2 separate regions of the Mus musculus genome follow, and region 2 is linked to region 1. Evidence: chromatin loops called from intact Hi-C (ENCODE). Cell type or tissue: left cerebral cortex. All regions are shown on one strand. Each heading gives the region's core, and the rest is flanking DNA. Links, peaks and the distances in the headings are about the cores only.

The links. Hi-C counts contacts between places; a loop is a spot of excess contacts. Peaks named below come from ENCODE experiments on the same cell type or tissue, not always from the same donor. Only the 100,000 strongest peaks of a DNase experiment are listed, where the experiment ranks them.
Region 2: a loop joins it to region 1, with 3.0 times the contacts of the local background. A loop is called at or near these places in 12 of 42 quality-filtered maps.

The regions. Positions count from the first base shown.
Region 1 is chr7:111,545,569-111,548,486 of GRCm38, forward strand. All of the region lies in intron 6 of Galnt18 (polypeptide N-acetylgalactosaminyltransferase 18), which reads right to left. Among named protein-coding and RNA genes, the nearest start is that of Galnt18, 230 kb to the right of the region's middle. In left cerebral cortex, for the core only: a CTCF peak has its summit at 1,689; a DNase peak (open chromatin) is centred at 1,610; H3K27ac peaks cover 255 bases.
Region 2 is chr7:111,962,646-111,965,563 of GRCm38, forward strand. No RefSeq gene overlaps it. Among named protein-coding and RNA genes, the nearest start is that of Gm33204, 46 kb to the right of the region's middle. In left cerebral cortex, for the core only: a CTCF peak has its summit at 1,539 (motif pointing left); DNase peaks (open chromatin) are centred at 808 and 1,068.

The DNA.
Region 1 (2,918 bases), core at 196-2,695:
TATATCAGTTTCTAACTTTTTTTTAATGTCCTTGCCAGGTCTGGAATACATTCTTAAGACTAAGAAGTCTCTGAGCTATGAAGTATACAAATTTTCAGCCTTCTGTTTGTGTCAGCTCTTATTTCTTACTTCCTACTCCAGCAAGTCTCACTTTTTCCTCATTGTCATGCAGATTCTAAAGCCAGGGGTGGGAGCTTACTAGAATTGAGTGTAAAATGAGATTATCAGGGCTTTAAAGGGACACTCAACAGGCAAAGCTGAGTCTAAAGGAGAAAGAAAGCACAAACATTGTGATGTTTCTTGGGGGAGGAGTCTCAAAGGACTTGGGTCCTGGGCTTGATCACTGTGATATATCTATTGAGCCATAAAGTCCCGGACTTGAGTCTTTTCTCTGTGTTTTACCAATTGCAGGACCTTGGAACCTTATACAAGTTCATAATTTCAGTTTCTTCAATTGATAAAGGGGAGATACCATAAAAGGTCTATTTTAGAGTGATCTATGGTTGGATAGCATTAAAAAAAATGCCTCAGGGTTGGGAAGAGGGCTCATCTGTCAAAGTGCTTACCAAGCAAGTGTGAAGACCAGAGTTCAGACACCAAGGCCAAGGTGAATGCTGCTGTGGTGGGCTGCCTGTAACGCTACCCTCAGAAGGTTGAGACTAGACTCCAGAGTAAGCCAGCTGGCAAGCCTAGCTAAATGTGAGTGCCAGGTTTGATTGAGAGACCCTGACTCAGTGCACACAGTGGAAGAGAAATTGAGGATGATTCCAGACATCAACCTAGCAGGGCTGCCACATGTAGAAACACAGATGTGTATGCACACCAACACACATACAAACATAAACACATGCACATCCCACACACATATGCACAGGGAACATGAGAGAAAATGACTAGCAAGATCCCAGATACACATCAGATAGTCAATATGTGCAAAGTATTCTATTTGCCTACTCCAAAGCAGATGAGGGCTTTGCACGAGTTGCTGCTACATAAAGGAGATGTAAGTGATAAAGTGATGGCTTTCGGTTTGACGCACAATCCTGAGGGGTAATTAGACATATTATTTTCTCAGGCAGGAGACTGAGGCACTGAGACATTCGCTTGAAAAACTTAAAAGAAAAATAGGTAGCGGTAACCACACAGGAAGACAGAAAATGGTCAGCAACTCTGCACCCCCTCAAGGAAGAACCAAAATACAAACGAACTGTCCCTCCCTGTGCACTTAGTTCCACCAGCTTAGAGAGGCTGTGCCCTGTTTTAAAAGCTGCCTTTTCCTTTGCCATCAATGATGCTTCATCTCTGTCCAGTGGGAGGCAAGAGATCGAAAACAAAGGCTGGCAATATTTTATACTGTATTTGAAACCCTGAACACGAAACTACCCGGAGATATTTTAACACATATCTGAGAGCCTCACCCAGGCCCACACTCCAAAATAGCTTTATAATTTAAGGAAGGAGAGCCAGACATCACCACCACCGTGTGATTGACTCACACATATGTTGGAAGCAGAGTTCACAAATCTAATTCCTTTCCCCATTTCTGGACATTTTTACCCAGAGAACACAAGTGACCGGAGGCGGTGCTGCCCGCTCGGCCGATTCCTGACAGCTGCTTCTGGTGAAACAGATTGTGTTTGGGGGCAAGCATTTATCCAGGAGCAGTGCTGAAATGAGATGGCGAGGAAGCCGGCGGGTGGTGAATAAATGACCAGCGGAGGGAGAGCTGGAGAAATGAGGGTGATTATGCAGGCGCTGTCCTCTATGAATACATTAGCTTCCCATCAGCCTGTGCATTCCCACTGCCTCTAAAGCAATTGCTTGGAGTGCCAGTGAATACAGGTGTCTGAGGTGTTTTCCAAACTCAGCCTCAGACAGGCTGTTCCTTCAGACAGTTTGAAAAGCCTACTACTAAGACTGGGGATGAGCTACGCCCTGGAGCAGTGTTAGGTCCTCGGGGTGTCATGGGATGCTCACTGTCTGGGTCTCCCTTGCAAGTTAAGGAGAGGGTTGTCCTGGGTTTGCTGCTTATTCTGAGGAGTGGGAAACAGAGGAGAGTAATGATGAGAGGACGGTAGGTTCTTGAGTGGGAACTGAAGACCTGGACTGGACCCGAAGACACTAGATGCATGTACCATGGCAAAGGTGCAGTTGGGAGAACCGGGTTTTGGAGGAGGTCTACATAAGGTATGAATGGCTGGTTGTGAGACAGAAAATCTGTCAAGAAAAAGACACCAGGTGGCACAAGGTCCCTCTAAAAGGCTGACAACCCTGTGGAATGTGGGTGATGGGTTATTAGAAACAGTTGGAACCATATGGGGACTCACCAAGGCTGAAGCCATAGGTTTGACAGGGTGCTTCCTGGACACAGACAATCCTTCATTAGAGCCACCACTGTGTTTCTATCAAATACCAGGTACCTAACTCACCTTCCTGGCTGAGAAGAGGGATCATTCTAAGCTTCTCTGCCACAGGCCAAGAGATAAAAGCCAGGAAATGTTCTTCAGGGGTAAGAAAGAAAATGCCACTTCTTACAGAGATGCAGTATTGGTTGATAAACCATAGAGAACCCTCAGTATCAGGAGCCAGGATAGCCTGTGAGTCTGGCTAGCACGAGGTAGTGGTCAGAAAGCAGCATGAAGTGAATTTGGCTGTGTTCCACTATTTATACTCCAGGGGTTTATTTATTTCTTCCTAGACCCCTTTAACCATCTTTGGAAATGTTCTATGGACCACAGTGGAGTAGACTGCCATAGGGAAGTGACTCTGGTGATCTTTCTCATCCAGCTTCCCTCTGGTGTCTTCTGTTGCTTACCCTCAGAGATTTGTTCAGTCTAAACAGAAGTGCTAAACTGGGAGTCTGATGCTCTAGGCAAGCAAACTCTGAGGGCTTCTATTTCCTGAAAATTCAAGAGGCA
Region 2 (2,918 bases), core at 124-2,623, 420 kb after region 1:
ATTACCCAAAACCAGAAGGAGCATATAATGCTCATTTTGCATGCCAGAACTGCCCAGAGGTATAACTTGGATGCTACACTACTATCCCAGGGTTCTGATATCAGAGCTGTGACATGTCAAGGTAGTTAAAAATGGGACCACCCTCAAAAAGATGGAGTTTTTAGAAGAGCAAAATAACATCTGCCCTTTTAAAGGCATGCAGTTCAGTGAGGGTATGAACACAGCTGGGGAAATGTGTGTGCTTAGCAGGCTGAGGCTGCGGGTACTCACTGCAAGAGAAACTGTTTAAGGAAAGAGATTAAGGAGAGGGATTCAGGGAGAATACCAGCACTGTGCAGCTCAGAGTTTCAGAAGATGCATGACGAGGGACAAAGGTCAGATTCAGCTCACGATGCACCTCATGCTCTCAAACGAACTCCCTTTCCCTCTGGTGTTGAGGAATTATCTACTGTGTGCCAGGCACCAGACCATGCAATTTTGCCTGTTATCTCTCAGTCCTATCAGCTGTGAGGTAGGGATTGATCCTCTCATTTCATGAATGAGAACTAAAGCTCAGAAGAGGGGAAATAACTTTCTCAGGACTCACAATCGGCAAGTAGTCAAGCCAGAGCTCAAGTCCAGTTCTGAGTCCAAAGCCTGCATTCTCTCCATGCTGCACAGTGGCACTGAGAAGCTCCGAGATGGAGCTGAGTAAAGAATCCAGGCACAAAGGACTCTTTGTATGAGTCTACTTATATGAACATCCAGAATAGGTAAATCCATAGAGACAGAAAGTAGAGGAGTGGTTGCTAGGGACCAGGGAAGGGAGAAATCAAGAGTGGATGCTTAGATGGTGCCGTTTCCTTTCAGGATGATGAAAATGTCATGGAACAAGATAGAGATGGTGGTTTCACAACTAGTAAATGTGCTAAATGTCACTGGATTAGACATTTATCTTAGTCATTTGATTTATGTTATGTGAATTTTACCTTGGCTTTTTTTAAAATAAAAGCTATTAGATAAGAGGTTTCAAGGAGATGAAGCCAGGAAATGTAAATATCTATGGCATGCTTGGGGAACAAGGAGGAGCTAGACAAGCGGGATCTCATGATGAGTCAATGCTCTCCTCTTGATGCAAGAGAAAAATTTGCATGAAGGTGTTAGTGGTAGCCTTTAGTTCAGAAAAAAAAACTGCCTTTCCTAAGCTAAGCAGGAACTGAATGCCTCTGGCCCAGAATGCCTCTGGTTGCATTTTGGTGTTAAAGGGGTGAGCACAGGTTGGGATGATAAAGTGCTTGCCAATGAAGCATGAGGACCTAAGTTTGACTACCAGAACCCACATAATAAAGTAGCATGTGGTAGTAGGCTCTTGGTTTTTGCTGTTGCTGCTACTGTTGTTTTGTTTGTTTGTTTGTTTTTGTTTTTATTTTTATTTCTTTTGAGACAGAGTTTCTCTGTTTACTTGGCTCTGTAGAGGAAGTGAGCCTCAAACTCAGAGATCTGCCTACCTCTGCCTCTTAAGTGCTGAGATTAAAGAAGTGTGCCGCCACCACCTGGCTAAAAACTTAGTTGTCTGTTTTTGGCAATTTCCAATTTTTCTTTGCCATTAAATTTTATTTATTTTTTCTCATTTTTTTGGTTTTTCAAGATAGGGTCTATCTGTATAATTCTGGCTATCCTGGAATTTACTCTGTAGACCAGGCTAGCCTTGAATTCAGAGATCCCCCTGGTAGCAGGAATTTGTAATTCTAGGGTTTAATTGACGTGTGTGTGTGTGTGTGTGTGTGTGTGTGTGTGTGTGTGTGTGAATGCCACCCTTACTCTGGGGCTCCTAAATTCAAAAGACACTATATTCTGCTTGAATATTTGAAAGTGTTCTTATAGGGCCATGCAATGTGGTCGTTATTTTTTTTCCTGCTTGGAGACAATTCTGCATCTCTGTGGAACTTAACTAGTAAGAGCACCCTAAAAGCTACCTTGCATCTCATCCCAGCTAGGCTTTGTCTGGACATCAAGGGACAGTAATTTCCTTGAAAGGTCTCAGGAGTCATGTAAGATATTTGGTTTTGCTTCACAGCCATAATGCTATAGCATACCCCACTGTACCCCACCCCCAAAAATGGTTATTCTCCTAGGATCAGTGAGTCTGGCCACAGACCTAGAGATCCATCTTCCTTCAGGTCAGGTCAAAAATGTTTGCCTTTACTTGGAAGTACTCTCAGAAGTGTGCGTATTAATGCCAGTTGAAGAATTCATACTGTAGATAGGCCCTTTCAAGGCCTGGTCACTTTTCTGGAAGAGAAGGAGGAAGAAGAGGAAGGGAAAGAGGGTGACAGTTGGGAGTGGATGCTACTGTTCTCCCCTTCCTAGCCTCTGGTACATGGATCTCCTGTGGATCTGTTGTAGGCCTTGATTTTTTCAAAACCTACTTTAATAAGGGTTCACAAATGCTTTGACACTCCCTCCTTCTAGGCCACCATCCAAAAGTAGGGGAGAAAAATGGTAAATAGGACAAGGTGACGTGGACATGCTTAGAAGTAGTTCTTTGGGGCCAATCTCCATTTGTCAGGATACCAGTAGTCCAGTTCAAAAGTGCCACCAAATATGAATCATCAATGGCAGCACAATCCAGCAGAAACCACAAGGCTTCTGCTGAATGATCAGGAGTCAGCGCCAAGGCAGTGGGAGCAACCAGGACCAGCAAGAATTCCAAGAGTTCTCTGTCGTGCCTCTCTCAATGAAGTAAGATCAGCAAAGATGAGAGACCAATGAAGAGCTGCACAGCTAGCTATTCAAGAGCCCCATCACTGTCCACTGAGTGTTACTGACATTCTTTCTAACCATCGAGTGTCCTCCCAGGGGTCTTGCCTTAGCATAACACCAGGTGAGTCTGTATCACCTAACATACCCAGAAACTTCCACTTCATAGAAATCCTGAG